3 separate regions of the Mus musculus genome follow, and all the other regions are linked to region 1. Evidence: chromatin loops called from intact Hi-C (ENCODE). Cell type or tissue: heart. All regions are shown on one strand. Links, peaks and the distances in the headings refer to the core of each region. The heading gives the core; the rest is flanking DNA. Region 1 overlaps Ppfibp1 (PTPRF interacting protein, binding protein 1 (liprin beta 1)). Region 2 holds the start of Ppfibp1 (PTPRF interacting protein, binding protein 1 (liprin beta 1)). Region 3 holds the start of 4930479D17Rik (RIKEN cDNA 4930479D17 gene).

Region 1 (10,768 bases), core at 1,099-9,098:
AAAGTGAGATGGCATTATGGATTCCCTGGTACAGTGTGTGAGCAACAGATTCAACCCTAAAGCTGTGGTCTATTTCTGAACATCCTGTAATGTTATTTTACTCATGTCTAGACCCAGGGAGGAAAATCTACTTCTGTAACGCTGAGTTTTCTGATGGATAAAGAAATATGTGCAGAATGCAACTTGTTTCTATACATTACATGGCATGAGACAAAACTACACCAACTAGAATCTATCTGTCCAAATGAGTCAGAAACTGCTAGCTACATACAGACATACATACATACATACACACACACACACACGCACGCACGCACGCACACACACACACACACACACACACACACACACACACACACACACACACACACACATTCTAGGACTGCCAGACATTATACATATTATATTTCAAGATTTTTTTTTTAAATTGAGTCATGGTCTCCCTGTGTCACCCAGGCTGGTATCAACCTATATTCCTTCTGCTTCCATTTCCACGTGCTAGAGCTGCAGAGGTCAGATCCAAATGTCATTGGAGTTTAAAATGTCATTGGAGTTGTTGTTCTACTGTCCAACAGCAGATCCTCTCCTGCAGTTTACAGGATCACAATGAAACCATCGAGTACCACAGTCAGCCTTACCTCGATCGAGGACTTCGATCCCTTCTCCTTTCGCCTTACAAACCAGTCTCTCCTGCAGCCTCTTTACTTCACATTCCTTCTCCTCCAGTTGCTCTTTTAAAGATGCCAATTCGTCCTACAAATTATAAATTCATTTTAAAACAGTAGACTATGGCAGAAAAGGAATACGCATAAAGCGGTATTAGCCCTTTAAAAATCAATACTCAGACTATAGGAATGAGACAAAAACCCACAAAAACTTACACGCAAACACAAATTAGACAGAGGCAAGGATAAACACCATTAATATAAATAATTTGTAATAATTGCAGTGTAAATGTTTCAAGTTTGTGGGTAAATGTAAGAAGTTGAAGTATAACCAAGACCGAGTACTCTCTAAAGTTCTGCCTGCGCTAAATCAAAGTCTCACCAAGTTAGTTGAAGATGACCAAATTAGATACTTGTCTTAAAAGCAAAATAAAAAGCAAATTCAAAGAGGCTGGATTGGTTCCCTCAGCATTTCAAGGTGACACTCATGGTTCTGGGATCGTCCCTGGGCATCAGTAGCCACAGGGAGGCAATTCAGGGGTGACTGACCAAATCATGAAGTAGATAATTTACTCTTATCACTGAATAAGGCAGGCTCCTATGGCAATGGAAAGTGAGGATTTGAGTGTTCCTTTTGAAATGACGAAATCTGCAAGAGCGTCTGAGGCCCTGATGTATTTGTTAACATTTTAAAACTCAGCCTGGCTTTAGAAAATACTAGTTTAGCAAATTTATATTTTTCAGGCTGTATCTGTCACAGAAATTAGTTATGCAATGGCAACAGGCATCTTTTATTCAGTGTGGCATTTATTCTCAGTCTTCATTCAGCTATCTATACATTCAGTGTTATGAAAAACCCACCCAGGAGGCCAGGTTGGCCCTGTACTCCTGACTCATAGTAAAGATAGACAGGATGGAGCCAAGTCCAGAAATTTTCAGTATCCCTGAAAGAGGTGCTGCCCCCTCTCCCTGCAGGGCTTCTGAGCAGTGGCTTCTCTTCCCTGTCGTGATAAGGAACGCACACACACTGGCCTTCCGGGGACCCCTCACAGGAGAGCAGGCTCCAGTTCATACGAGACGGAATTCTTCCACAGGTGAACTTTGAACAACTATCTTATGATACTTAGGGGTCAGACAGTCTAAGCAGTAAGCTGATAAGCTGACATTTTTATGCTCTGCCCGTTTACTATTTACATTAGCACTCTTGTTGTCCCTTTAATCTGGGTGTATGCACTCTTAACAGACAGGTGACACACATACACGCAATGGATGCACATGCTACTGAAAACACTATCACAGCAGAACGACACACGCCACAAGGCGGCAGCCCGCTCCCGCCAACGTCTACTACACCTTCAGGGTCTCCCATTTTTGCTCCATCCGCTGCTTTTCATACTGCATCTGACCCACCTTGATTTTCATGCTAGAGAGTTTGGCCATTAGAGACTGGTAGAGAGACAGAGGAATGAGAGAAAACGAGGCAGAAAAGATAAGCTAAATAACTAAGAAAACAGCATCAGTTCATAAAGAAGGTCAGCTAACCCAGATGCCACAGGCTGTGTCCTGGCAGATTAGTGAAGCCTTGGGTTTACTGAGAACTCTAGCGTGTCAACTAAGCACCTCCAGCTTGGGAGAAACACGGTTTAGTTGTGAGATATGTGTGTTGCCGTGTACCAGTTGGAAAACACTTTCTTTTAAATAATATTTCTCATAGAACAATAGACCATGTTTAAAAAAAAAAAAAAACATCATTTTTCCCCAGAGAAACTTACTTTAGTTGACTTGAGCTTCTTTTCATACTGAAGTCTTTCACCGTCCATTTCATTGACTTTTAGCCTCAAATCATTGATCTCTTGAATTAGCCCCTGTAATAATAATAATAATAGTAATAATAATAATTAGAAAAGGGTATGGCACAGTCACCAAAAGAGTAGCCAGAAAGCCCTAAGCCAGCACAGCTCCTTGGATACGAGTTTGAGAACCAGTCCTAATAAAGGGAGATCCAGTGAAATTTACCCCTAACTGCCAAAGCACACTTCCACTAAAATACTAACTTAACCTTCTAGTGCTTCTGCCCTAAGTGCTTATGAAAACAAAAACGTAGCTATGACTTTGACTAGAGAAATGCTATTGTGAGAACTGTGGGCCAGGACCCCAGTGTGGGGCTGGAAGGTTTGTGGAGCCTTGAAGCAGCAGTGTCTGCAGGGAGATTCTTGACCATTAGGAGCATGCCCTCGAAAGGGATTTGGGGACCCCAGCCCCTTGCCGTCTTTTCTGCTTCCTGCCTGCACGTCATGATAATGTGCTGCTTCAACGCCATCTCAAAGCAATGAGGCCCACTATTCATGGACTATGCTCTCCAAAACCGTTGGCTAAAATAAAACTGTCTCTTTATAAGCTGTCTTGGGTATCTGTTATAGTGATGAGTCCTTGTTTTCTTCCTGTTGCTGTGATCAAACGATCTGACACAATCTGACCAAAAGCAGACTGTGTGTGTGTGTGTGTGTGTGTGTGTATGTGTGTGTGTGTGTGTTTGTGTGTGTGGTGAGGGGAGGCGGGGAGGAATTATACTTCCAGGTCACTGTCCATTACTGAGGGAAGCCAGGGCAGGAAACCAAGTCTGAGACCTGGGAGCAGGAACCAGGAACCAGATGAGTGCTGCTTGCTGGCTCCTTCACTGCCTCACTGACCTGGCTCATGTCCACCTAGCTTTTCTATATCGTGCAGAAGATGGAGGCCCCACCATAAGCTGGACCTGCCTACAGCAGTTAAGAAAGTCAAGGCAATTCCTCACACCATGTCCACCTGACAACCTGACAAAGACCAACCTGACAAAGATGAATTACTCAATTGGGACTGTTGACAGGTGGTTCTAGGCTGTGACAAATTGATGTTCCATGCTCACTGTAACATCACAGAAACACAACTAATGCAGAAGGCTGTCTAACACCAACAAAGCCACTTAGCATCTGCTTCTATATTAAAACTAACTATGGACCCCACCTTTTCATATAAACTAGAGTATTTTCTCTTCCATTAACCTTAAAATTCTTTTCTGTGATGCATTATAGTTATTTAAAGATTTCTATAATTTTTGCCTAGTCTATAAAAATATAAACTTAAGTTTCTTTAAGCCAACAATCTCAACATGAAGGTAGATGAGGGTCTAATTAATATATATATATATATATATATATATATATATAGTATATTCATATATCTAATACAATAACATAATTTTATACATGTAAAATTTTAAAAGCCTAAATGATTTTATAACAGAATATAATTGTATACCATTTCTACTGCCATTTTAAAAATGTACTTGTGAAAGTTGTTTAAATAATTTGAATTCAAGTTTAAAAAGAATTGGTTTCTCTTGCTAGCTTATCTTGCCTGCATAGAAGCCAGGAGTGGCCTTCCTTCCTTTGATCTTTCAGGCTTTGCTATTGTTAACAGGCAGCTTTGAACCCCCGGCAGGGACTGCTATAAACATTACCCCTTCCTTTAGTGCTGACTGCAAAGATGAAGGAAGAATTATAGAAAACCAAATTACATAGTGGGGCCATTTTCCTATTTTTTTTTAAAGACAAACTATCCAATTGTTTTTGGTGGCAATGGATTAAATATGAATCTGAAGTTCCAACCTGTGAGAAGCTTGATATGCCCAAGACAAGTCGGGCTGGAAAATATGGAACTACCTCTTTAATGCAAAAAGAGAAAAGGAAAGAAAATCTTTTTAAAAACCAATGTAATCTAAACTACTACACTTATCAGCTCAGGCGCTACTCAGAGCTCTGCATTTTAGCCATCTGTGCCTACACCAGAAGGGGGCGCAAATCTTCAAGGTTTAAAGATTTTAACGCACTAGGTTTTGGAAACACCTATAAATGTTCCCCACTTACTTCAACATTTTCCTGGAAACCAACATCCAAACTCTCAAAATTATGGCAGTGTTAAGCGATTCAGGATTGCAGAATAGCTAGCTAAAAGTTTTATTTTTAAGGGGACATTAAGCCAGAACATGTACATATTCTATTCTGTTTCAACGTCTGAATGCTATTTTGATTATTTTAAATATAAATGTAAAATTACCAAATATACTGTAATGTATCCTGTGAATATGTGTACACCCTTATATCAGCAGTGTAAACTATTTCATAGGATATGATCAAGGATTGTGTTTTCTAGAGGTTCTCAGGGTCCCTGGATGAGAACACAGGAGAAGACAGAAGTAGGGAGAAACAAGGCGTGACAAACACCTGCTGCAAAACCTCACAACCAGCCTCATAACCAGATTAAACTAAGCACAGTGCACCAGGTAAGTAAGACTCCGCCTCCTACAGTGTGGACAGCCTCCTCAACTCCCTTCCTATCCGCCATCCAGCCTCCTAGTTCCCATCCCTACAGCCTCCTCCCACCACCACTGAAACAATCCTCCTGCAGCCCCAGCTACTACGAAGGTTCAACAGCAACTGTTCTATTAGGGATGAGAGGGTAAGGAAAAGGGAAAAGTCTAAACAGACTCTTACAGGAAAATAAAGCCAGATGGTGGTGGCAAAAGCCTTTATCCCAGCACTCGGGAGGCAGAGGCAGGTGGATTTCTGAGTTCGAGGCCAGCCTAGTCTACAATGTGAGTTCCAGGACAGCCAGGCTACACAGGGAAACCATGTCTCAAACATCAAAGGGGGTTAAAAGCCTTAATCAGTCTGATGAAGAGACTGAGCAGTGCTCTTGCCCTAAGGAGCACAGTGAGGGCTGAGGAGGGAGGGAAGAGACAGAACGAGCATGCGAGCATGCGAGCATGCGCTACTTACCTCTGTGTCTCTGAACCGATCTTCATAATCCAGCCTGTCCTTCTCTACGGCCGTCAGTTTTAACTTCAAGTTAGAGATCTCAGCCATCAGCTCCAGCTTCTGTGTCTCTAAGGAGGTCCTACTCAGAAGCTCCTGTTAGGATTCCAGATGTTCACAAGTTTTACATTACACATTTCTGTCGTGACGGCAGAGCGGCAACGGTTAAGTGTAGCCTGTGGGTGAAGTACTGCCACACACCACACGGCTGAGGATCACTTAATCTAGTGACCTCTTCTGAACAGAACTACAACGTGTCATCAGGGTGTCGGGGAGACGCATCTGGCAGACTCCTGAGCCCAACGACAGCACTGATGGTGCTGTGCATGGTGCCTGCTATATCAGGAACTGGGAGACATGCTCATGAGTTCAGTCCCTGCAAAAGTCTCCTGAGGAAGAAGAGCTTATCAGCCTCATTTATCAGGGTTTCTAGAAACATGGAAGCCTAGATCACGAGGACAGGGAGGTCCGGAGCCTGTCAAGGCAGGCAATAGCACAGACTGATGTTCAACAGCAGCAACTCTGCATCCAAATACAGTCTCTGCGGCATCACAGGCTTTTCATCCACAAGCCCCATGTACGCACTGGGACGCATATATATATATGAGGTTTTGCCTTAACAAGCCACATATGGTGATTTTTCATCTCACGGTTGAGAGTTAGAAATAATATGAGCGCAAAAGATCAACTTATAATTCCTGTAATATTGTGTTCTCTCATAACTGCACAGTGTTGTGTGTCTCTGTGGTTTTAGACTCTGCTACTCTAGACTTCAAACAAAACAGTCTAGGGATTCTGGAATTTACTGCTGCTGAGACAAGACAGGAATGTTGCACCTCAGATAACACAATCCAGCATCCCCTCCCCCACCAGCTTTGGCCCATACCTGCTGCAGCATTTCTTCAGTGGCATTCAGCTTCTCTCTGTGCTCTTCAAGACAGAACTCCAAATCCCGAATCTTCTCTCCCTGAGCCTCCACCTGGTCTGTCAACACACTTACCTATTAAATCAAAGCAAGAGGCTATGAGTTTGAAAGGCTCTGGGCCCCAAAGCATGGCTCATTCTCTAACTGGAATGAGGACTAAGATCCATCACTCACGGTGGTTTAAAACATCACAAACTTAACAAGAGGACAGTGGTCCTACCCTTTGCTATTTATATTTCGCTTTGTGTGGATCAAGCCCAAGACTTGTGCATGCTAGGATAGGCAGGCTCTCTACCACCGGGCAGCCTCTGCAGCCCTATGCTGCCTTATGATCCAAGGATTCCTATTCAATTTAGGAGAAACATGGTGCTGATGAGAGATTTGCAGTTTCTTTACGCATTAAAACCATTTCAGTTGTCATTAGGAAAATCTGATGTTGAAGGCGATGGTAAGAGACTACTAGTCGGGAGCCACAGAGGAAGTGAGGAAACAGGCACAAAGGACCACGCAGATTTCACGGATCAATAATAAAAAGGAGCAAAGGTGAATAAAGACCTCAAATTCTACAAGCTCTTCCAAGATGAACATGGTCACAAGTGCGTTCAAAGCAAGGGCAAAGGAAGAGTGCTGTGGTGCACTTAGCATGAGTTCAGGTCCCAACACCAAAGAGGAAAAGGAAAAAGCCAGGGTACTGCACCACATGCCCAGGAAACAAACAGTGAAGCCCATCCCTCATCCCCAGGGTTCCATGCAGATCTACAAGTCTTCCCCCTGGGATACCAGCTGAATAAATACTCTTTGATCCACATCGTTCGAAACATAAAGATAAAGGCATTTTCTCTGTACTTAGGAACACCATGAGGAAGCAAGCAAAAGCAAGTACCGCATAGTACTCCCCAACAGCAGGCTCCACTCGGCTACTCTGTACGGTTTGTGTGTCATTTTAAAAGATGGAAAGTTAATATATATTCAGACAAGAGATTTTTATACTACGGGAATTCACAGATCTGGATTTCCAGTTGAAATGTATATAAAATCAGATCTGACAGCAGGGGACATACAAAATCATCTCAAGTGGCAAAATCATCTCAAGTCTGACCTGCTCCTGAGAACTGGGTGACAAAGCTGGCCACAGCCAGCCCTGCGCACTCCAGGTACAGAGAGCTGACCTAGCACCCCCTTCTTGTTTGTAAGATAGGACCTGAGAGGGCTGGTGAGATGGCTCAGTGGGTAAGAGCACCCGACTGCTCTTCCGAAGGTCTGGAGTTCAAATCCCAGCAACCACATGGTGGCTCCCAACCATCTGTAACGAGATCTGACTCCCTCTTCTGGAGTGTCTGAAGACAGCTACAGTGTACTTACATATAATTAATAAATAAATAAATCTTTAAAAAAAAAAAAGATAGGATCTGGGGTTATATCCCAGGTTGGTCTCAAATTCATGGCAAATCTCCTGCCCCAGCCTTCTAAGTCCTGGGATTACAGTCACTGACACCACAGCTGCCTTCTTCTGCACTGGCTGTTTCCTTCAGTGGCTGGCTGGGCTGCTGTACAAATTGTTTCATTTTCAGTAGTCTGTGAAAGTACAGTCTTCCCTTGGCATCTGTCTGTGGCTGGTTCGAGAATCCCTGCAGATATCAGTGTGCATGCTCAAGTCCCTTCATGGAACAGCAGTATGTTCACATACAGCTCACACATCTTCCTTATACTCTCAGCCACAGGTTTTCCAGTACAATGTAAATGCACATAAGCAGTTGTTATATTGCTTAGATGACATGTTTACTACAGGTGCTTAATACAGGTGTTGCACATATATGTGATTCAAAGTTGCAAGGACACATGTCCTGAGAAAGGAATGGCCTCAAGTACCACTTGCCTGAAGAACGAGGGATTCCTTGTCGTTTTCTAGACGTGCCAACCTTTCTTGATACACATCTCCATTCCCAGGTAGATGTCCATTTGTCTGAATGAGAAAGTAACATAAGTAAGGTCAACTCTCTCTTAGGATTGATATGTTATCAATCAGTAAAACTGATATTTTAAACTCAAGGGGCCTGGATTAAATTTAGCACAGCAGGCATGGATGGAAAATGTAAGAATTAACTGACTTCAAAATAAGCATTACAGGCACCTAAACACAACTCACTAGACTTACCCCATTTCTGAGTAAACAGAAAACAAGTACCCTGTCTTGGTTCTAAATGTACCACTGTGGTGACTACTGACCAAAAACAACTTGAGAGGGAAAGGGTTTATTTTACCTTATAGTCCACCATGAAGGGAAGTCAGAGCAAGAACTGAAGCAGAGGCCTTAGAGGAGCACTGCTTACTGGCTTGCTCCTCATGGCCCTGCTAAGCCACCTTCTTATACAACCCAAGACTGCCTGCCCAGAAATGCTCCCATCCCAGTGGGCTGGACCTTCCACATAATCATTAATTAAGAATACATCCCATAGGCTTGTGTACACGTTAATATGATGATGGGGACCTTTTCTTCCCAAATTACTCTGTATTGTGTCAAGATCACAGAAAGCTAACCAGCACAGACTCTAAAAAGCAGCAGCTGCTGGAATGTTCCAGTAGCCATAGACATAGCCCTAGGGAAAACGAAGTTCTGGGTACCTAGTAGAGGACAGTACTCTATTTGTCCCTGAATGATCCCTGTCACTAATTTGGGGTGTGGAACAGTGATTATGACCTGTGATGCCCTCCTGTTCCTACCACTCCATCCCCAGGTTCCACACCAGGCTGCCAATGCCTGTTTATGGAGCAGACACATGGACAGCGTCTGCCAGGCTTCTTCCCGTCCACTTAGCTCTACAAGTCACAAGATGAAATCGTAAGATAAAGGCTCCTGCCTGGAAAGCCTTCAGAAGCCTTTCTGTCTCCCCACCAGAGCTTAAACACTCAATCCAGAGTGATTTTTCCTGGTGGTACTGACAAGCTAGGCCTGCTTGCTAGCTTTGCAATTATTTTCCATCTTGGCTTCACTAACTTCTTACATTTTTATTGGTTTATACAATGCTAAGATCAGCTCCTAGGCAAAACCTGGCCATCAGCTTGTACCCTCCTGGCATCTGCCTTAGTGCTCGTCCACATTCCCCTTCCCACTCTTCTCCCTTCTGCTGTTTTTTTTTTTTTAAATCACCTTTGTATATTATGCATAGTACACTGTCCAAGGAAGTACAGACTTTTCTACACTTTTTATTTTTGTTTATTTGTTTTTGAGACACAGTCTTCCTATGCAGCCCTGGCTGTCCTGGAACTCACTATGTAGATCAGGCTGTCCTGGAACTCATTATGTAGAGCAGGGTGACCTAGAACTCACTACGTAGGTCAGGCTGGCCTCGAACTCATAGAGATCCATTTGCTTTTGCCTCCTAACTGCTCAGATTGAAAGTATGCACCACTGTGCTTGGATTTTCTTCCATTGTTTTCATATCCAAGTCATAAATGACACATTTGAAAAGTCTCAACAAGAGTAAGACACATGAAATTGTCTTACATACATAACAGTATGTAAGACACCCCGCCTTCCCCTCCCCTCTCTCATCCACTGTCCTCCCCCTCTCCAGGATGTCAGGAATAATCCTTCTGCTTAGCCTCCTGGGACTACAGACATGAGCCACTACGCCCAGCTTGTGATCTGCTCCTCATAATTTCCTAGCTACATTATATACTGTATCCATAGGATTCCCTGAATAGTCCTTTCAATACATCAGAAATAAAACCAGAAGAAATACAAAATGGACAGATAGGGGCATCCAGAACTCAACCACAAGCAATCTCATCAGAGTTAGAACCAGAACGAACGAACAAACAAACAAACACCAGAAACTGCACACTCTTCCTCCCCAGGGCACATCCAATGTGACATCTATTTCTCCAGAATTAACCTGCATCTATTCTACCTCTCCAGATTTCTATTTCAGTTCTGGGAGTGAAAAATGTCATATCTTGAAAACAAAACACTATAGAAGAAGGATGAGGAAAAAAAAGAAAAAGAAAAGTCAGGAAGAGGAGGAAGAAAAAGAAGGAAAGATTAAATTTGGGGTGTTCCTTCTGAAGATGGAGACGCACTGGGTTACATTTCCCAAGAGTCTACAGAAAACCCAGAAGCTAATTTAGCAAGTGTGCAATGCATGCTTAGAGCGGGTGTATCACCACTGCACAACCCTGTCCATGCTGTTCACTCCAGTCCAGAATTAACTTACCAGAGTCTGATGGAGTAGTCAGAACGACCTACACGCCCTGGGGACCATGAACATGGCATGACCTCTTCTGGAGGTCAGCCAGACACACAGTGAATGTATGAAGTGCAGAGG
Region 2 (10,768 bases), core at 1,719-9,718, 110 kb after region 1:
TTCCCAGCATTCCCCTGTTAAAACTCCTTTCCCAACCAGTAATGCTGGCACAGGCTTAACCCTAAGAGTTAGGAAGCAGAGACAGGCAGACTTCAGTGAGTTTGAGGCCTGAGCGGTCTGCACAGTGGCTCAGAACAGCCAGAGCTACATAGTGAAATCCTGTTTTAAAAATAAAAAGTAATAAAATAAAACTTAAACTCCTTTCTCTAAAAGTGAACCCTGAAAACACAACTAACAGCCTTCATTCAACTTTTTCTCAAGAAGCCCCAGGCAAGATCTAGATTGTCAGCCGCTTTCCTAACTGCTCTGGTGTATAAACACCAACAGAGTTATAGAATTGTGCCCCCAAGAAACCAGTTTTCCCACAGCTACGAATATATACAAGTGAATTTCTCACATCCTAACTGGACTACATAAAAAATATTTTACATTGATATGCAAGGATAACACTGATGTTCTTTTACTTAAGCAATATATGGTAGGATGTAAGGAAACTGAGAAAACATAAAACTATTTTCTCTTTACTTTCTGGGAAGATGATTCACATATTTGTGACACTTTTAAATATTCCCACCTGCACATATACTTCCCTGCTGGTTCTGTAGTAGTGTAGGAGACTGGGCTCAAGCATATGTCCCTGATGGGCATTCTCTTGTAATATGAGGAAACCGAGATTCAGGGTCTGAGCACACTTTCCAAATGTGTGGCGTGGCTCTGCAGTATTATATAGGGATTCTGGGGTTCCACCACAGTCCCCTGACTGGAATCTGGGGTATATTACAGGGAGTCTGGGTCCCATTGCAGTTCCCTGAATGGAGCGTATGGTATTATTGGAGTAGTTCCGGGGTGTGGGGTCCCACGAAAATTCCCTAACTGAAGTCTGTGGTGTGGTGGAGACTCTGGGGTGTAGGGTCCCAGAACACTTCTGTAATTGGAGTTCTGTGGTATCAGAGTCTATGGTGTGGTGGGAGGACAAGTGTGAAATGGGCTCACACTGTCCTGAATGAGTCTGTGGCGTGGTGAGATACCCACTGTGTAAAACTGTGCGCATGTCCCTGACTAGAGTTCCATGGTACTAGGATTCTGGGGTGTTCGGGTCCCAGCACATTTCCCTGACTGGAGTCTGTGGTGTGGTGGGGAGTCCAGGAGTGAGCTGGAAGCACACTTCTCTGACTGGAGGCTGTGGTGTGGTGGGGATTCTGAGGCGTGGGGTCCCAGCACACTTCACTGATTGGAGTTCTGTGATTCAGAGTCTATGGTATGGTGAGGGGACGAGTATGAGATGGGCTTATACTACCCTGGCTGGAGACTGTGGGTGTGTAAGGGGTCGGGGAGTCCGGGTGTGAGCTGGGAGCACACTTCCCTGGCTGCAGGCTGTGGAGGGAAGTCTGGATGTGAGCTGGGAACACACTTCCCTAACTGGAGTCTGGGGGGGGGGGTGCTGGGGGGGGTAGACCGGGTGTGAACTGGGAGCACATCTCCCTGACTGGAGACTGTGGTGTGAAGGAGAGACCGGGTGTGAGCTGGGAGCACACTTCCCTGACTGGAGTCTGTGGAGGGGAGTCTGGGTGTGAGCTGGGAGCACACTTCCCTGACTGGAGTCTCTGGGGGAGTCCGAGCACACTTCCCTGACTGGAGTTCTGTGCTGTGGGGAGTCCGGGTGAGGGAACCGAGGACCCAGACGAGCCCTTCCTGTCACCCCGAAGCTGCTGCCCCCCACTCACTAGAGATCCCCGAGAACGCGGGCGCGGGTCGCAGAAGGAACCGCCCGCGGCTGGCTTACCTGAGGCGGAGGGCCGCCGAGCTCCACAAGTTGCAGTTCCGCCTCCCGGGACCCGCCCGGCTGCCAGATCGCCACTCTCGACGCGGCCGCCCCCGCGCCCTACACGGCGACAGGAGCCGGGGCCGGAGCACAGCGCCCGGCTGACATCACCGCCGCCCAGGTGCCGCCTCCCCTCGGTCCTCCTCGTCCCACCGCCCCGCCCCTCCCCCGGCGGGAACCAGCCCCAGGGGCGGAGGGGGCGGGGCCTCGCGCTTGCGGCCCGCTGATTGGCCGGGCGCGCGGTCACTCCGAGGCGGCGCCTGGTCTCCCACATTCCTGGCCGAGCCCAGCGGAGCTGGGAGTGGGCGTCGGTGGGGAGCGCGCCCGGTCCGCTGCGGTCCGTAGGGCGCGGATAAAGGGCTGCGCTGAGCCGGGCGGTCGCTCGCAGCTCTTCCCGGGTCAGAAGCGACGCTCATCCCGAAAGAACGCCTCTGTGTCGCGGACCGAGCGGACGTGGCGGGCGGGGAGCCCCGCGGATAAAGTAAAAGGCCCCGGAGGGGAAACTGAGGACTTACAGAGACTGAGCGGACGAGGATCCCAGAGGTGGCCACCCTAGTTCCGCGTGGTCATCTAGCGGCGCTCAACCACGTGGCTGCTTTTGCATTTAGTAACGAGACAAAAATAAAAATAAAAAGACACGCAAGCTTCCAGAGAAATAAAATGAACTCTCCAGAGGGAGGGGGTAAATGTTTTACTATTTATATTTTTTCGAGGTTTTCCCCCCCTCTCCCCCCCCCCGCTGTGACACATATCAAGGCTGGTCTTCAAATTGTTATCTTTTTACCTTAGCCTTCCTAATAGCTGAGGTTACAGGCCCACACTCAGCAATAACCTGCTTTTTAAAGATTTTTTATTATTATTTTTGTTGGAGTTTGTTGTTGTTGTTTGTCCTGTCGTGAAACTGTGTGTGGACCAGACTGGTCTTGAACAGCTATCTGCCTGCCTCCGCCTCAAACTATTCAAATCAAAGATGTGTACCACCACACCCAGCTATTTTTGTTATTTTGTTTAATTATGTGTAGTATGTGTGTGTACCCATGGAGGCTAGAAGCATTGAATTCTCCCAGTTGTGAGATAGGGGCTGTGGGCTGAACTCAAGTGTTTCTGCAAAAAGAGCAGAAGAGGTTAACTGTTTGGCCATCTCTTCAGGCCCTATGCTGAACTTTTTAAGTCCCATAAGGCTTCTGTTTTGATGCACAACTGAAAAGGGAGAACCCTCACAACTGAGTTCAAACCACATGATAATAATTACTGTTGAACCAATTGCAGTGACTGAGCTAACAATTAAGAATTAACTACTATTTACCCTCTGGTGGATATCAGCTGTGTAATCCTCTTGGCTGCAAAGTCAGGGAGATTCTCAGGAGCCCTTCTTTCAGTTTCCCCTGTCAGACCCAGAACTGAACTGAATAATGAAAAGCAGCTTTATGGATACAGAATATGATTAGTTTCTGTTAGCTTTTTGTTGGCTATGAGCCTCCCCAGCCCCCACCGCCGCCGCTGCCACCACCCTGGGGAACGGAAGGTGGTGTGTTTGTGTATGTGTTGACTGGGGGGTTTGATTTTAGTTTTCTTGAGACAGATTCTTAAGTAGCTGAAGCTATCCTTGAACTCACTATGTAACATAGGCCAGCCTTGAACTCAGGAACCTTCTTCCACTAATCCCAGATGCTGGGATTAAGGTGTGTGACATGTGACTTTTCAGCTGGCTTTATTGTGTGTTCTTTGATTAATGACGTCGCACATTCGCCATTCTACCACAATGGATTCACAATGTCCCTCATTGTGTCCCATATGCTCTTCCCAGCCCACCTGTCCATGGGAAGTAAACTGATTTTAACATAAGGAGTCAAAGCCTCAGCAAGGTCCCAGCTGACTATAAAGCCGGATCCAGAGGATCTGACGCTCTCTTCTGTCCCCCAGGGGTACCTCTGGGCAAGAGACTCACATTTAAAAAAAAAATAGTATTGATTATTCATACTCCACACAGTTTCAGAAACTCTAAAGCTACACAGATAAACTAGACTTGCCCCCTGTGCTCGCACTGACTTTATATTGTCACCATGGTAACTGTCTGACTGACTCTATTCTGAAGCCTTCCCTTGAATTCCCCAGCGGTGATTGTCTACACCAAACCAAATGAGCTTCTGAAGTGTTTGTTTTTGTCATCAACATCTTGCCCTGAAATTCTCAGCTGGTCTCCTAAAACTAGCCCTGGTCAGGCTTCTATTTTATCCCCACCCCCACCCATCTCCCTCTTCTGTCCATCCCTCTAGTAGAGAGACTCACAGACACTGCTTGGGTGCCATCTTTTGTCACTTTCACCAAAGGTATAAGTAGATTGCCTACTCTTCTGTCAAGGTCCAATTAAAGCTTTGACCTGTCAGGACCTGCTGTGTGCCACAGTGAAATCACAGGGCAGGGTGGGGAGGTCTGGGAGTGGACCTCTACAGAGCTCTGCCACATGCTGTGTAACACTCAAATTATCTACTTGAAACTTCAGCTACTTCCACTCTAAGTGGGGCCCACAATGCCTACCAAGGTTACCGTGGGAGGTATTTTACAGGTGTGTAAAGGCTGAGTTTTACCTCGTTAAAGATATTTCCTGCCAGTGGCAATGGTGATACATGCCTTTGATTCCAGCACTTGAGAGGCAGAGGCAAGAGGATCTCTGAGTTTGAGGCCAGCTTAATCTACAGAGCAAGTCCCAGGGCACCTAGGGCTCTACAGAGAAACCCTGTCTCAAAAAACAACCAAAACAAAACAAAAAGCAAGGTATTTCCTGCCTGCCTTTCTCTTAACATTTTATAGTTTGTGAAAGGAGCGGGGGTTTTGTTTGTTTTGAGACAGGGTCTCACTATGTAGCCTGGATGTCTTGGAACACACTGGCCTGGAACCTACAGAGGTGCATAAGCCTCTGCCTCCGGAATGCTGGGATTAAAGGCATACATCACCATACCCAGCAAATTTGATATTTGAGACAGTCTCACTATGTAGTCCAGGCTGGCCTGGAACCCACGATGCAGCCCAGGCTGGACATGTAGCCAATGCCTCAGCCTCCAGAATGCTAGGGTTACAGGTCTGTACCACACATCAGCATCAAGTTTAAAACTTTTTGAAGAGCCTCTGTGTATTCCTTGTGCCAAATGCAAAGAGAGACTTTAGCAAATGTAACAACTACAGAGGGCTGGAGAAAATGGGGCCTGTCACTTCTGCATACGAAGTCTACTCCTGAATTATTTCCAGCCAAAAACATCAACCACCTCCCCATGGCTTTCTCTCAATGTCCCTCTGCCCCTGTTCCTTTCAGCAGCAGGCCTTTCCCTTCCCCTCCCCTTCCCCTTCCCCTCCCCCCTCCCCCTCCTCCTGCCAGTCTCTCATTCAACCTAGAACTCATCCTTTGACTTCTCTCTACTACTCCAGCCTCCTCTTCCCTCAGTCAGTGCCTGCTTTCTGCTTTGCTCCCAGGTGCCCTCACAGGGTGGCTGGAAGATTCCAGCCGCTCCTAAAGCCCTAGTCACAGGATGGCTGCCTCCAGACTCCAGTTCTTCCAAAACCACAGCCAGCCACAGGAGGGGGAGGGAACGTCCACCCCCATAGAGATGGCAGGATAGAATAACAGGAAGTTGCCTCCTGTTCCCTCTACAGCTGGAATGATAACAGCTGCCACCGAAGTGTAAGGAACAAGAGACTCAAAAGGAAAGCTGAAAAAGACCCAATCTGGAGCAGATCAAACCAGGAGTCACACTGAGCAGGGCCGGTGGGGGCCATTTCAGCCTCTGACTCCCTCCTTTCTACCATGGTCCCAGCTCTTACCTGTTCTACATTTGGATTTTATTGTGATACTGAATGTTTATAAGATAGCCTCAGGGGCTGGAGAAAGGGCTCAACTCAGTGGCTCAACCCAGAGAACCAGGGTTCAATTCTCTAAACCACACAGGGGCTCACAACCTTCTGTAACTCCAGTCTGAGCGGGTCCAACATGCTCTTCTAGCCTCTGCAGGCACTACACACACATGGTGCACAGACATGCATGCAAAACCCCTATCCATATAAAATAAAAATAAAATAGAGGGAAGTCTGCTACTTAACATTGAAGGCACTGACCTTTGTGTATGTTGGGAAACTCCAATCAGGACACCGTTACAGAAGAAAATAAGATGATAAGGGTCAAACCCAGCACCAACCTCTATCCCAGGTCATCTGTGGCTTATGGGAATGTTCCTGTGTCCACAATCGGTCTGTAGGTCACATGACTATTGTCTGCCCAGTTACTCTAGTACTGAGTCTCAGGGAACTCTGCCAGGTGCTATCATCATGTTGGGGTGGGGAATGGGAGAGACTTCAGTGAAAGCTGGGAATGGGGAAAGTGAGGCCCTACAGGAACCCTAAATGTCATTGGAAGCCCCTTCTTCAGTATTTCCCATAGGAAGAGGCACACACAAGCCAGGAAAGTGACCACGGTGAGGATCTTTGTCCCAGTATGCCAGAACCTGGTTTCACATTTTCCTCTTCAAAAGCCTCTGCCTTGTAATCCTGAACCATCTGTGAGAGGAACAGGTTGTTATTTAAGATTTAGTTTATGTATGCAAACATCTGCAGAAGTCAAAGTGACCCCCGAGGCCGGAAGGGGGGGTCTGAAACTCCCAAGCTTACTATCCCCTATCATGAGTCACCATGCAAGTGCTAGGAACCGAACCCAGGTCCTCTGCGGGAATAGCAAGTGCTCTTAATCAGAGCTCCGGACATGACTATCGTCAATCAGTGGCGTTCTAATGAGCAGAGTGAAGGCTCAGCAGGATTCTGAAGCGCAGAGTACCACAACACCCAGAGCAACCGAGAGCCTCACTGAATGAATACTTCCACCCCCTAACCTGCTGTGGGCAATGTCTTTAGAAGCTCAGGAGCAACATGGACAGACTGTCTCCAAAGGATTTTGGAGCCCCAAGCTGCTTTCAGTCACATGACCAGTGAGTGGGCTAAACATGTGGTGTAAACCATGAGTCAAAAACAAACAAAGCAGGCTTGGTTTTAGAATTTCTTCACAAGGACGCTGCTGCTGTGCTGCCTGACCAGTAAGTAGTGTGGCATTTGGTGACAGCACCCAATCTTAACTGAGGCACTACTGAGCTGGCACTACAGACATCATTTGTGACTCCAACCCCTCTCCCTCCCAAGAACTAGGTCAGTAATACTGAAATGCTCTGTCCCAAGGGTGAGCCTTACTTTACTCTTTCCCAAGGTTACTCTCTAATTATTCACCAGATAAATCTAAAAACGTCCTGGGTACGTTCAATTTATCTGTTGTATCCATCCATTTAAAAGCTGAAGGAGACATTCTTAGTTAAAAATAAGAATGATCACCTTTCACGGCCTTTGATTAATGATAAGATTTTTTAAATTCCCTTAAATAATCTTATTACAGATTCAGCTGATTAAGTTATTTTTAAATATTAGGTAGTGGTGTGCGTCTGTAATCTCAGCCTCTCAAGACACTGAAGTGGGAAGATTGGTAACGACCTGGAATTTGAGGCCACATAGCAAGACCCTTCAAAGGAGGAGTGGCCAAAGGGGAAGGGCGCCCTAACTGGGTTATTCTGAAGAAACCCCCAGGATACGGAGTCCAGTCTTTTCAAGACATAGGTGCGATTCCTGTTTCCCAGTCTGTGTAGATGATCTACATAGCATTCAAGGCAAGCAGGCCACCCCTTCCCAAGCCACCAGGCCTTTGTAGGAATCCCAGGTCAGGTTCATCCTTCTGCCTAATGCATTCTGTGCAGAGATGTCTACAGATCTCAGGAACAACAGAAGGTGCTGGACCAACAACAGAGCCTGCTCAGGAGGTGACTGCCTGCCCTTTGATTTTCCACTCTTTACAGCGTTAGGCAAAGCTCTGCTTCATTATCTCGTGTCTTACTGCTGATACAAATGTCTCCCATTTGGCACTCTGGGACACCTCATTTCCCGGAGTAATAATGCCTTTTGTCATTCCTAGGCCTCACACCAACACATTTCATTTCTGCCATGCTCACCTTTGCTCCTGGACAATCATTAAGTTAATGTTTCTTTATTTAGTCTCTCCTAGTCCTTAACCTTAAGTAGAATTTGCCCACTAAGCCAGAATTTACATTTTCGAGTGATCTGTTGTTAACTTCAATCCAGAAACTACTGTCTAAGGAGGCTGAGGAGAAAGAGTTTTCTAAAAGCAGATATAACATGAGAAAGACAGCCCTAGTTTGAAAGATTGCTTTCACGGATGGACTCTTCCTGGTGAGCTGAAACTGTTCCTGGTAAATAAAGCTCGGGCTGGAGAGTGTATCTCTCGCGTTCCTGCCCTCGCTGGCTCCTCCAGACACTGGTTTCAGAAATGCCTTTCCAAGGAAGGATGCTGAGCCTGAAGCAGCTCCACTGCCAAGTAATTAGTGTTGTGGTCTGTTAAAGTAGCCAGGGGATCAGGAAGCCAAGGGAAAGTGTCACAACTATTATTTAAGCATGTCTCCCTTTTAAATGCTTCAAACCACCGTGCTTCTAGTTCATCTTAGGTCATTTCCACGTGACCTTCTGTTGCTTGAATTCACACTGAGATATGATGTAATAACCGCAGGCATCCTTTTATGGAGAGTCGGGGAAAAAGTTATCACCCATACCTGAGTTGTTGTTTGTTAACTATTAAAATCAGCACCTGTCCTTAGGTAAAATCTGAGCCTACATCATTTGGCATCTTGGGCTTCAATTTCTCCATCTATAAATGAGATGTCAGTAGGGAGGAAGGCAGAGTCCACTGAGGTGGGCATGTGACAGACAGACTGGCAGCTGTGACCCCACAGCTTTTCTTCTAGCAGTCTGAGAAGGTTCACTGTAGAGGATCCCTCAGGGAGAATGTAGACAGTACCTGCGGATGTAATGGGAAATGTTATAACAGTAAAAATAATAATAATAAAGTCATGGTGCATGACTTTAACCTCAGCGCTCAGGAGGCAGAGGCAGGCTGGTCTCTGAGTCTGAGGCTAGCCTGGTTTACAGAGTGAGTTCTAGGACGTCCAGGGCTCAGCAGAGAAGCCCCATCTCAACAACCCCACCGGAGAAAGAAATCAGTAAAGGTAATATGCCTTGACAATTTTCCTTTTTAAAAGAGAGAGAGGGTCTTACTGTGCAGCCCTAGCTAACCTGTGTAGATTAGGTTGGCCTTGAACTCAAAGAGCTGCTCCTGACTCTCGCCTCTGCCTCTGCCTCTGCCTCTGCCCCTGCCCCTGCCCCTGCCCCTGCCCCTGCCCCTGCCCCTGCCCCTGCCCCTGCCCCTGCCCCTGCCCCTGCCCCTGCCCCTGCCCCTGCCCCTGCCCCTGCAATGGGAGTTGCATACTGCCGTACCCATCCCCCACCTGTTTTCCTTACCTTATCTTTTAAAAAATTATTTCTACATTTATTTATCTGTGTGTGGAGGTCACAGAACAACTTGTGGCAGTCATTTCTCTCCTTCCACCATGTGGGTGCTAGAGGTGATACTTGGATCATCCGACTTGGCAGCAAGCACCTTTACCCACTGAGCCATCTTGCCAGACAGAATGTGATAGGATTGACTGTACCATGAATCCTCACTTGACTCAGAGAGTTGAGTGTGAGTTTAGATTATCTCACACCCTTGTCTCTATCAGTGCAACAAAAATAGGATCTCAGAAGTCCGTGTTGAATCTTCACTAACTGGCCCAATCAAGTCTTCTCCAAAGACAATGGGTGTGAGAACCTAAATGTCAGACACTAGAGTAGAGCAGATGCAAAGACAGAAAAGCAAACAGTGGGCCGCCCCAAGAGTAAGCAGGAGTGTGAAGTTACAGAAAAAGAGATCAAAACAAAGCAGTTAGTGACTGAAAGGGAGGGGGTCTGAGAGTCCCACATAGAACACTGGGTGGCCAGAAGTCATGGGGCAGTAGATGCCATGACACGAATGGCTGTAGCAGCTGCAGATGGGATCAAATGTAACTACAATAACAAAAATAATAATTGTAAAAGTAAACAAACACACACCACTTTTAAATCTTTAAATCTTTAATGTACACTAGCATGAATTCTGTAAAGCCTGTCTTATTTCCTAAATTTGTACAGCCACAAAGAGCTTATGAACTTCCCTGAGGCCACCCCAGTTTGGGGCTGGTGCCTGCAGAAAGAAAGGCTGTTACATAGAGGATGCATACAGACTGTCTGGGAGAGCTTGCGCCCTGTTCCCATGAGCCTCTGTGGCTCCACCTTCTCCCGGCACCCCAACCCCCCAGTTCTCTCATTTCTCGGGTTGTCTCACACCCTTGTCTCTATCAGCTGGGATGATCTGAAACCCTTGAATGAGCGTCACTAACCTATGGTTCTATTGAGGCACACTCGTGGGAGTGTTTCATATTTCCCAAGAGCCGCAGACAGTACAGAGCTGAGTATTCTATTCTGAATCGATGAGAAAAATTTTAAGATGCGATGCAACCTGGTGGCCAAGATCATGTTTCTAATCTTGTTTCCTGGTGACTTGTTTCGAGTCGGTCTTAGTCTGTCTTAGGGTCTATTTTTTTCAGACACTACAGGAGTTCAGAATGTGTTACTCTGCACCAGGTAATTACCACTGCATATTAATTAATGTCATTATATTAATTACAAGGCCCTGCTCCACCTCATCCTTTCCCTAAGCAACCAGAGTGAAGGAAGCTGTGATTACAGGTCCGGTGAACGAAGACCGAGAGAAAGGGGCCTGAACGCCATGTTATCTTCCCAGAACCTCTAGATCTGCAGCCAGATCACTGAGGGTCCTGAAGTTTAGCTGTGTTCTAATTAGGGGGAGAACAAAGTCAGAGCATACCTTGCTACCATCTTGTCTCACACACACACACACACACACACACACACACACACACACACACACACACAAATCTTTCCAACAATCTTGCTGTGCTTTTATGAAGTCCTCTC
Region 3 (10,768 bases), core at 1,029-9,028, 330 kb after region 1:
CACACACACACACACACACACACACAGAGAGAGAGAGAGAGAGAGAGAGAGAGAGAGAGTGAATGAATGAATGAATAAATAAATAAATAAATAAATAAATAAATAAATAAAAAAAAGCAAAAGTACTGATTCTCAAATGCCTTCTAAGGAATGCCGAGTACCTAGCACCCAGTACCTACTTTAGCACTGTGATGTCAAAAACCTGAAATAACTTCTACCCTGCAAGTACTTTAAGGAAGTGGGTACCTCAGTCACTCCTCTCCTTTTTTCCTTAGAAGGTAAATAAATAACGTCATTGAGCCAGTGAGATGACTCAGCAGGTCAAGGTATTTGCCATCAAGCTTGGTGACTGAGTTCATCCCTAGGGCCCACATGGATGGTGCAAGGAGAACTGGCTCCACCAAGTTGTCTTGTGACTTCCACTTGCTGTGGCACAAGTGTGCCTCAAATTAAAAAAAAAAAAGTTAAAAGAATTAAATAACACTTACTGGCTTCTTAGTGTCAGAGTATATATATTATTGAGCATATATATTATTGATACAGGCCACATGATTCGATGAGACGACTCATCACTGTTCCAGACTTAGAAGGACTTGCAGCAATGATCAGAACCCTGGCAGCTGGGACAGAGGTAGGGTTCACTCAGTGATGGAACACTGGCCTACGGTTTGCAACCTCTGGGTCCCATCTAAAAGGAGGAAAAGATAATAGGAGACACACAGTAAGGTCCCGCCTTTCATAATCCCAATGTGTACCTATTGGGCTCAAAGCCAGTGTTATATTGGTTTTCTCGGTAACTGTATGATTTTCCGGAAAACCATGAGGGTTAAAAGTCAATGCTGAATCACCACACAAGTCCTGAACTCTGCACAGCGTGCATGCCTTGGAGACTCTTCCATTGCTTTATTTAGCCAAAAATGGGAAAAACAAAACAACAACAACAACAACAAAAAACCAAAAACCCTAAAACCTGACCATGAACTTCCATCTCGGGCCTAGAAAAGCCTTCCTAAATTCCTGTGCACCCGCTGTTGTTAGAAGTAACAAGCACAAACCAGGGAGGTGAGAATAATCCATGCAATAAATAGAGCGAGCGTTAGCCTGGGTAGGGGAGAAGGCTCTCACAGCAACACTCTTGGGAAAGCGAGGATGTGCTGTGATATCTTACAGGCTGAAGCGTTGGAAGGAGCAGGTGTCAGAGAGACCACACTGGGTCAGGACCTCGGCTGGGTCCTGCGGATGCGGTGCCTGTTGTTTGGTTTTGGTTTGGGACAGATTTGCTTTCCGTAACAATGCCTTCACTGTGTGCTGAGTGAGAACCATAATTTAAAAACTGTCTATTCTACTGAGCCAGTTTATCTATATTTAACTATCTATTATAACTGTCTGTCTAGAGACTTTCTTACATTTTGAGCTCCGGCAGGAGAAAGCTGTAACTTGGAAAGAGTCCTCAAGCTGAACGAGGTGGCACAGCCTTTATCCCAGTTTGAGGCAAGAGGATCACAAATTCAAGGTTTGCCTGGACTGTAGGATGAGTTCAAGGTCAGATGATCTTGAGTCCCAGTCATACAGAGTGCTAGAGACAGCCCAGAGGCAGAGCGCTTGGCTGGAGTCCACGAACCTCTGTCTCCAGCTCAACAAAAAAGAACCATGTGACCTTTGCTCATCTTGAGTCCAGATAATAAGCAGACTTTTGAAGCGTCTGGCTAATTCTGTGGGGGAAGGCATCTCTCCTCTCAGCAGGTAGATGTGGTTTGTATGAGTCCTTCACATCCTGAGAATTCTTCTTGCCAGGTTCCAACAATTCAAACTTCCAACTCCAACAAGCTGGGGTTACAAGAGGGAGAATGAGAAGAAAAGAACTCTCTCAGCAGGAGAATGTTTACCCAGCAAGCACGAGGCCCTGGGTTCCAGCCCCAGCATCTAAGAATTTAAAATGAAGATAAAATCAGTGTTACTTACTTAAAAACAATACGCTATACCCTATAAGAACAGATACACTTTATTTCCCACACATACACATAATTTTTGAGCACAGAAAGATTTTTGTCAGTGCTGGGTTGTGATATCTTTTCCTGCTTTGTGTCAGTTATCATATAACATATTGCTTTGGTTGAAGTATGTGAAGAAGATCTGAAGAAACATTTTAGAGAGAAATATGTATTTTTTTTTAAAGTCAGGGATTGTTTATAGCCCAGGCTGGACTGATTTGTGCTGTTAGGCCAGGCTGGCCTCAAATTTGCAACAGTTCTCCTACCCCTACCCTCTTCGTGCAGGGAGGTGTGTGCCCCATGCTTGGCCAGGAGGAAGATTTTAACGCCGTTTTAGATGGTTGTCCATGTCCTTTTTTGAGACAGGGTCTTGCTGTACAGGCCAGTCTGCTCTGGATCTCACTACAGAGCACAGCTGCTTTGGCCTCTGGGATGGCATGCAGGCACTGCAATGCCTAGAGTTTAAACAATGTTTCCATACTCTGCACTTGTGTTATTGCTGATGCATATCAGAAACATCTCCAGGTATAAGGAAACTGTCACATTCACAGAGAGAATGCATGTCTTCTAAAACTTTAATTATTTACCTGAAAGCTAAAGTTTTATTATTGGCAACGGATACACTCCCTCAAAGGGACAGGATTAGTGTGACCTTACTTACTTATCTTACCAGCCTGTGCCAGTCACTAATGCACAGCAGTGCATGAAGGGAGCCGTGACTATGACACGCAGAAGTACTTTATGGATGCATATGTCACAACTGGTCCCATGGAGAACCAAGGGTATGTAGTCACGAGTCCAGACTAAAGAGTTCTTACTGCTTCATCAAATGGGCTTTTAATCAAAATAACTGTTTTTCTTTTCTCTTTTCTGAGAATGTATGCCTGTAAAGGAAATATGATAGGGCTGAGAAGCTGGCTCCTCCGGTGAGAATGCCTAATGGCCTTGCAGAGGAAGCAAGTTCAGTCCTGGAACTCACACTAGTTAGTGGCTCACAAGCATCGGTAACTCTGGCTCCAAAGGGTCTGATGCCCTCTTCAGGCTTCCAAGAGCACTGCACCCGCAGGTACAACACCCCACACAGTTGCATATACGTGTGTGTATATATAACTTAGAATAAAGTATGTATTCCAAAAGGAAAGAATACAATGACGAATTTGGTTTGGGTACTTAACACTAAGACTTGGACAATCTTTCTAACCACTGCTTTTAAAAAATACTAACACTGGGGGTGGAGAGATGGTTCAGCAGTTAAAAGCATTTGTTGCTTTTGCTGAAGACCGGGTTTCAATCTGCAACACCTACAGAGGCTCACAATCATCTCCAGTTCTAGGGATCTGATGCTCTCTTCTGACCTCTGTGGTACTGAATGCACCGGTACATGCACATACATGGAGACAAAACACCATATACATAAAATAAGAATAAACAAATCCTTTTAAAAAAGATTTATTTATGCCGGGCGGTGGTGGTGCACGCCTTTAATCCCAGCACTTGGGAGGCAGAGGCAGGTGGATTTCTGAGTTCAAGGCCAGCCTGGTCTACAAAGTGAGTTCCAGGACAGCCAGGACTACACAGAGAAACCCTGTCTCGAAAAACAAAACAAAAAAACAACCAAACAAAAAAAGATTTATTTATTATTATATGTAAGTACACTGTAGCTGTCTTCAGACATACCAGAAGAGGGTGTCATATCTCATTATGGAAGGTTGTGAGCCAACATGTGGTTGCTGGGATTTGAACTCAGAACCTTCAGAAGAGCAGTCAGTGCTCTTAACTGCTGAGCCATCTCTCCAGCCCCTAAACAAATCTTTAAGTACTAACACTACTTCTTCTGACTTTTTCTACAGCTCCAGTATTTCCTTCTCAAAATGGGAAGAACAAAGTTTGGCTCCCTTTCTCTTTTCCCCTCCTCTCAGCATATATGTTTACATCCCTCCATGGCCAGTGCCTTCTTGGTTCACAGCACTTCTAGTCTTCTTTGTGGTTTCAGCCAGCTGGAGAACTGGCTTGTCTCCACACCATAGCTGTTCTGCTTCTCATCGCCGCACTACCCTCAAGCCCACAGGGAACCTGCACCCTTCTTATGCTGGGTCACTTTATGGGGATGCTTGCCACACTTTTTACAGAGGTCTTTGGGGTTCACACTGAGCACCTCACAGCTATACTGTTTACACAATGACAATGGTAGGCTCGGTGTCAACCACCCTGGCACAGACGTCTATCTCTGCCGTCAGTAAAATAAAGTAAGGTAGAGAAGTCAGTGAGGAAGATATCCTGTTGTCAGTCTCTGGTGTACACACACACAAGCATCAGTGAGCACACCCGCACACACAGGTGCACACACGCGCACACACACACACACACACGATTATAACTGAAATTTTAGATTTCAAAAGCAAAGTGTTTGTATGTTCATAGTTTAAATAAAAAGGTTTAAAACTAACTTTGAAAGATTTAAAGTAGATCAGACGAACGGGTATAGAGCTGTCTTAAGTAGTGACACAGACTTTTTTTTTTTTGATGGAATACATCATTTTTGACAAAACCACAGCAAAATAATAAAACTATTTCTCACAGCAAAATAATAAAACTATTTCTAAACATCTGTTGCCAAAAAGCTTCAGAGAGGCGCACCGGCAGAGAGGTGTTCCATCAGAGAGAGCGGTGTCGGGCAGAGAGATGCAGGTTCTACATTAGCTGTCCCTGTGCATTGGAGCGAAAGACTGTGAGGTTTGGGTTCATGCTGTATGTGCATTAAATAACGTCTCATGTCAAGTGTTCTACGTGACACTGCATTCAGTCCTAGGGCTAAACCTTTCTGAGGCAGGCTTAAAATTCCCTACCGTGAGTACGTGTCTACACACTTTGGTTTTCATGTTAGAAGAAAAAGAAAAAGGATATTTGATGGTTTTATGTGAGTTTCTGCTTCCAGGAAGATGCTAGTTCTAATAGAATCACAAGATTGATTCTCATTAGTGTTAGCAGACTTCAGAGAAATCAGTTTTCTGATACTGCGACCAGTCTAGCTAATCAAGCCCCCTAAATGTCAGGAAACAGCACTCCAGCCAGGGCCCCATGTAGGGCTCAAACTCAAGGTCAAACTGCCCTCTTGTGGTCTTCTTGATATGGAAGTGTTTTGTTGTTTTGGTTTTTCTCTGTGTAGCCCTGGCTGTTCTGAAACTTGCTCTGTAGACCAAGCCTCAAACTTGGAGATCCTCTTGCCTCTGCCTCCCAAGTGCTGGGATTAAAGGTGTACCAGGCTACGTGGAAGATTTTTAGTGCATTTGGCATGAATATTATTTATAAGTGGATAGACAGATTGATTTCTAAAACTGAGCCCATGCCCAAGGCCTGCACATTCTAAGGAATTACTGTACCAGTGACCTACATATCAAGTCTGAATTTTAAATGTCCTTACATTTATCTCACATAATGTAAAATTCACACTTCAAAACGACTCAGTGAAGTATTTCTTAGTATATTCCCAGACTTGTGTAGCTATCATCACTGTTTAACCTCTGAGCATTTTAACTTCCCTGCTCCCAATAAGCACTGACTTCAAAGTACAACATGCATGTATATGTGCACATATGTGGTGTGTATAATATATATACAAATGTATATACTATATACAGCACATACATGTATGGTTAATATATATAATACTATATATAACACATATGTTACATGTATGCATACACATATACATATATGTATGTGTGTATATATATACATATGTGTACATATACATACACACACATATATAATATGCAAACAGGTTTTCTTCAGTGACTTGCAACATCTGTGACAAGCAAAGTTCAAGAATCTAAGCAGATGATGCAGATGTTTTATCCCTCTGCTCTCTTGTGCTAATTTATTGATCTAACTCTGTATAATTGGAGGGGGTGTGGCTGGGGGTTGAATACAGAGCCTTGAATGCAGTCAATGATCTCTACCACTGAGCCATATCTGAGGCTCCTGTATAAGGATTAAAACAAGCTCCACCACTCTGCTGCCCTTTCTCGTGGGGATCTGGAGTACTGTTGGCCCTTCAGATTTCTGTGTACATTTCAGAAATAGCATGTTAAATTCCACAGAAATCCATGCTGGAAATTTAACTAAAATTGTGTTAAATTTGGACTTGTTGAAGAAAATTGGGTGAACAATTATCACGACACCAACTCTCATTTAGATTTAAAATCTTTTAGTGATTTGTAATTTTTTTCATTTTGTCATATTTACTCTGCTCTTACATTTCCACTGTACTTATTCCTTGAATTTTTTGTTTGTATTTTGTTTTGTTTTTCAAGACAGGGTTTCTCTGTGTAGCCCTGGATATCTTGGAACTCACTCTGTAGACCAGACTGGCCTCAAACTTTCAGAGACTAGCCTGCCTCTGCCTCCTGAGTTCTGGGATTCACAGTGTGTGCCACCACTGCCTGCCCAGCTTTTCCTTGAATTCTATGGTTAATTCTACTGAAGACTTTTTCCTACCTGTTGTTGCTAGCCTGTTATATTTATGAGTGTCAAACTAATCCAAACTTACCTATGCAAGTTTGCTTACTTATGGTTGCCCAAAATTATCTATGTAACTCAAGTTTGCCTCACATTTGAAATCCTCCTGCCTCAGTCTCCCAAGTACTTTACATCAGGCTCCTTCTGTTGGCTTTAAATAAGTTTCGCTTCGCTTCACTTTCAAAAATATTACAATTTTAGCTTGTTTTGTGCTTTAAAGCCTTGGTGACAGGCACAGGCACAAAGAGAAATGGATGTGGTTATTACTGTACCTAGAGCTCAGGTTTTTGGAGGATCTGACTTCACAGTATGATGTATGCTATGGTTTACACACACACTTTATACTTCAATATCTACTTATTTATATGATCTATGTATATAGGTGTTTTGTCTGCATGTACATCTGCACACCAGAAGAGGGTACTGGATCCCATGGGACCACAGTTATAGATGGCTGTGGGCCACCATGTGGGTGCTGGGAATGGAACTCAGGACCTCTGAAGAGCAGCCATTGAGCCATCTCATCAGCCCTATACTTTATATATGAAAACACTTTGTTTCTCCCTTACTAAAAGCTTTTTTTAATATATAGTTTTAAAAAAAATACTTGTCGGGCTGCTGAGATGGCTCAGCGGTTAAGACCACTGACTGTTCTTCCGAAGGTCCTGAGTTCAAATCCCCACAACCACATGTTGGCTCACAACCACCCGTAATGAGACCTGACACCCTCTTCTGGTGTGTCTAAAGACAGCTACAGTGTACTTACATATAATAATAAATAATTCTTAAAAAAAAATACTTGTCCCTCACCAAGATGGATTATTGAGTGACTCTCATTTTAATCTACTAGTGTTTTAAATTATATTATCATATTTAATTAATTGAAAAATACATTACATTTTGAAGTGATCAATGAATATTTGTTTAAAAAATGAACATCTAAATTGGCAAATATGAAGTTACTTATTTTCTAAAGGTAAAATTGTCATTCCTGAGATTAAACACTGATTCAAAGTGAGGCATTCAATTCCCTAATTGCCAGTGAATTTGATTTGCTGATATTTTTCAAATTTAGTAGTGAAATAGGCTTTAATAATTATTTTTGGATTACCACTATCAAATCATGGCAATTGGCTTTTCCTATATTTTGTGCAAAACTGGAATTCAGAGACAAAACTTATAAAAAATATCAATATTAATTTTTATTTTAGACAGAGTCTCAATATGTAGCCCTGGCTGGCCTGAAACTCAAACTGTAGACCAGGTTGGCCCAGTCACAGAGCTCTGCCTGCCTCTGCCTCCCAAGTGATGAAATTAAAAGTGTGCACCACCACACACAGCTAGATTCATTTTCTATGTAACTCTGTATGTGTTATGTGTGCATGTGTGTGCGTGTGTGTGTGTGTGTGTGCGTATATATGTGTGTGCACTTGTGAACATGTGTGAGTTTCCAAAGAGTCCACAGAAGGGCATTATCTCTCCAGCCCCAAAGACCAATTTTGAATGCATGGTAAAACTTACTCTAACTTGGTGCTTTATTTGTAGGTAAGTTTTAGCTATTGTTTAAATAACTGTAATGCCTAACAAGGCGTTATGCTTGGGTCCACTTACTAAGTTTTTCTAGGAACGGCCTCTTGTCAGCATTTCCAGATTTGTTAGTTTAACTTAACTTCCAATGTTCTCAATGTTCTATCATCAATGCTACACTTTGACCTTTTGTTTAATATTATTTATTATTATTTCCCCTTGGTCAAACTTGCCTGCTGATTTTATACCTTTAAATTCTAACGCTTCTTTTTCTGTAATATGCTTGTTTTCAGCCTCTGCTGTTTTAGCATTAATGCTGTCTCACCTGGACATGTTTATCTTCCCTCATTAAGTTCTGAATTCCAGTTTCTATTACATTCTCATTGGCCTGAGTGCGTATGCTTCCTAGGGCTACCAGAGTTCTCAGAGTCAGAGCACAGGCCCTCATTGAGTTGAGGAACAAATAATGAGGACCAGTGACCCGCACCCCTTAGCTCCATTTTCCTGACCATCACTGACCCAGCACTGTCTAGGTTCCTCCATTTTCTCCTGCAAGCTTCTGACATGCGCTCAGGGCCATGAAATCTCTTCCTGGGAGACCATTGCTAGTCTGGTACTGTTATCATTCTGGCAGGAGTGAAGATATTGTACAGGGAGACACTGTGTTCCTCCCTATAGTTATCAGACTATGCAAACAATGGTCTCCAAGGAGTTGGAGTTCCACCAAGGAATCATGGTGGGCAGAGGAATAGCCTAATGCCTAGCATCCAAACACAAGGTTGTATTTGTCTCCCTAGCTGCTACTTGACCCAGACCCACTTGAACTCAGCAGATTGAGCTGATCCAACAAGTAGACAAAGGCTTCCCTCCTCTTCCCAGGTCTGCATACAATCCCAACAGAGGCTTAGAGTCTTCGGTCCTTTAGGAACAAAGCTGGTGAGCCCTATTTTGGAATGAGTGAAAGAGAAGTGCCAAGGGAAATAGGACGCTGACTCCCACTGTCTGCCGCCCTGCTTCTGTACTGAGAGCCTAGTCCACCTGTGTCTACAGCTCTGAGAGCAGAGACAAGGGGTGCACCCTGGGTCTCTTGGACCTACTTGGCACCATGACAACACCTTTTTCAGGATCCACTCTTTTTTTTTTTTTGGTTTTTTGAGACAGGGTTTCTCTGTGTAGTCCTGGCTGTCCTGGAACTCACTCTGTAGACCAGGCTGGCCTCGAACTCAGAAATTCGCCTGCCTCTGCCTCCCGAGTGCTGGGATTAAAGGCGTGCGCCACCACCGCCCGGCCAGGATCCACTCTTACATGCTGCATTTCCTGCCTGAACTGTTACTAGAACCATTTTCAACAGGAGCGACCAGGGAGTTTTCTAGGGATAGAGGGTTGACCACTCCTTTTTCCTATTTAGATCTTTATCATAAAGGTTGCTTTGTGCTGTTCTAATTCTGATTTTGAGACAAGCTCTCGCTGTGGTTGGCCTTGATCAGAGCTCCTCCTGAGTTAAAGGCACATGCTACGATACCCAGTTTCTTTGTTACTTATTGGAGTACTGATAATTGGATGTGGCAGTGCAGGCCTGTAATTCCAGAATTCTATTGGCAGAGATAGAGATCAAGAATTTGAAGCTACCCTGGGCTCCATATACACAGTGAGCTCAAGGACAACCTGCATACAACACGGTAGAGCAAACTGTCTGTCTCAAGTAAACGAAAAACAGAACTTTCATTCCAGCGCTTGGGAAGCTAAGGCAGGATTGATAGGAATTGGAGTGCTACACAGTGAATTACAGGCCAGCCTGGGCTACAGAAGATGCTGTCTCAAAAAATCAAAACAAAAAAACAAAACAAAACAAAAAAATCTAAGGGTTTATTTTGTCTCACTGTTCAAGGGCACAGTCATAGCAGAGTCGTCACGGTGGCAAGAGCTTCTAGTCACATGGAGGCAGCTCGTCACACCTCGTGCAGTCAGGAAGCAGAGAGCACACCCCACATTATTATACTCAGGCGTGGCGGCACATGCCTTTAATGTGAGCAGTTAAGAGGCAGAGACAGATCTCTGAGTTTGAGGCCAGTCAAATCTACACATTGTTCAAGATCAGCCAGGGTTATACAGTGAGATCCTGTCAGAGAGAAAATTATTTTAATTTTATTCCCCTGTCTGCAAATGTATGCCCATGTGTGCATGTGCAGGCCAGAAGAGGGCATCCCATCCCTCAGAGCTAGATGTATTGTTTGCAGGTGCCCCAGCTTGCTACATGGGTGCTTGAATCTGAACTTGGGTTCTCATGATTTATCACCAAGGACTATTAATCAGTGAGCCATCTCTCCACCCCCATTTCATAGAACTCATGATTTAATCTGCTAATATTTCCTTTATGTTTTTATTTATATTCAAAAGTGTGATTAGTATGTTGCTTTTTGTGCAATACTTAGGGCCCTGAATGAACCAGAGTACCCTTTCCTCTGATCTCAAAGAGTTTTAAGCAATAGGAATAATTATTTGTGCCTTGATGGTTAGCTATGCCCTACCAATAAAACCTACTAGTTAGTAGACCCTGGTTAGTCTTTGACTTCCTTTTATGGTTTGACCACAGAAACTGAGGTTTGGCTGCTGCTATGTCAGGTTCTTTTCTGGTTACTAAGAGCACAGCAGTAGCAGTGTAGGAAGCCCAGGCACAGGATTACAAACACAGCAAGGGTTGAAGGAGATGGGCAGTATGGATGAGATGCCTC

What was found. A loop is a pair of places that touch in the nucleus more often than their neighbours do. Peaks named below come from ENCODE experiments on the same cell type or tissue, not always from the same donor. Only the 100,000 strongest peaks of a DNase experiment are listed, where the experiment ranks them.
Region 2: it touches region 1 in a loop (2.0-fold over the local background); 6 of 42 quality-filtered maps call a loop at or near these places.
Region 3: a loop joins it to region 1, with 2.7 times the contacts of the local background. A loop is called at or near these places in 10 of 42 quality-filtered maps.

What each region holds. Positions count from the first base shown.
Region 1 is chr6:146,988,152-146,998,919 of GRCm38, reverse strand. It overlaps Ppfibp1 (PTPRF interacting protein, binding protein 1 (liprin beta 1)), which reads right to left. Exons shown (of 31, transcript NM_001355728.1): 5 at 8,320-8,406; 6 at 6,405-6,518; 7 at 5,483-5,614; 8 at 2,438-2,530; 9 at 2,019-2,111; 10 at 639-753. Among named protein-coding and RNA genes, the nearest start is that of Rep15, 39 kb to the left of the region's middle. In heart, for the core only: a CTCF peak has its summit at 4,489 (motif pointing right); no DNase peak of the experiment used is centred there; H3K4me3 peaks cover 771 bases; H3K27ac peaks cover 1,032 bases.
Region 2 is chr6:146,879,699-146,890,466 of GRCm38, reverse strand. It overlaps Ppfibp1 (PTPRF interacting protein, binding protein 1 (liprin beta 1)), which reads right to left and starts at 1,973. Exons shown (of 31, transcript NM_001355728.1): 1 at 1,784-1,973. In heart, for the core only: no CTCF peak of the experiment used is centred there; DNase peaks (open chromatin) are centred at 2,016 and 5,366; H3K4me3 peaks cover 1,039 bases; H3K27ac peaks cover 2,773 bases.
Region 3 is chr6:146,655,133-146,665,900 of GRCm38, reverse strand. It overlaps 4930479D17Rik (RIKEN cDNA 4930479D17 gene), which reads right to left and starts at 8,683. Exons shown (of 3, transcript NR_046277.1): 1 at 8,556-8,683; 2 at 1,407-1,827; 3 at 498-688. In heart, for the core only: CTCF peaks have their summits at 3,035 (motif pointing left) and 5,101 (motif pointing left); a DNase peak (open chromatin) is centred at 1,590; H3K27ac peaks cover 1,507 bases.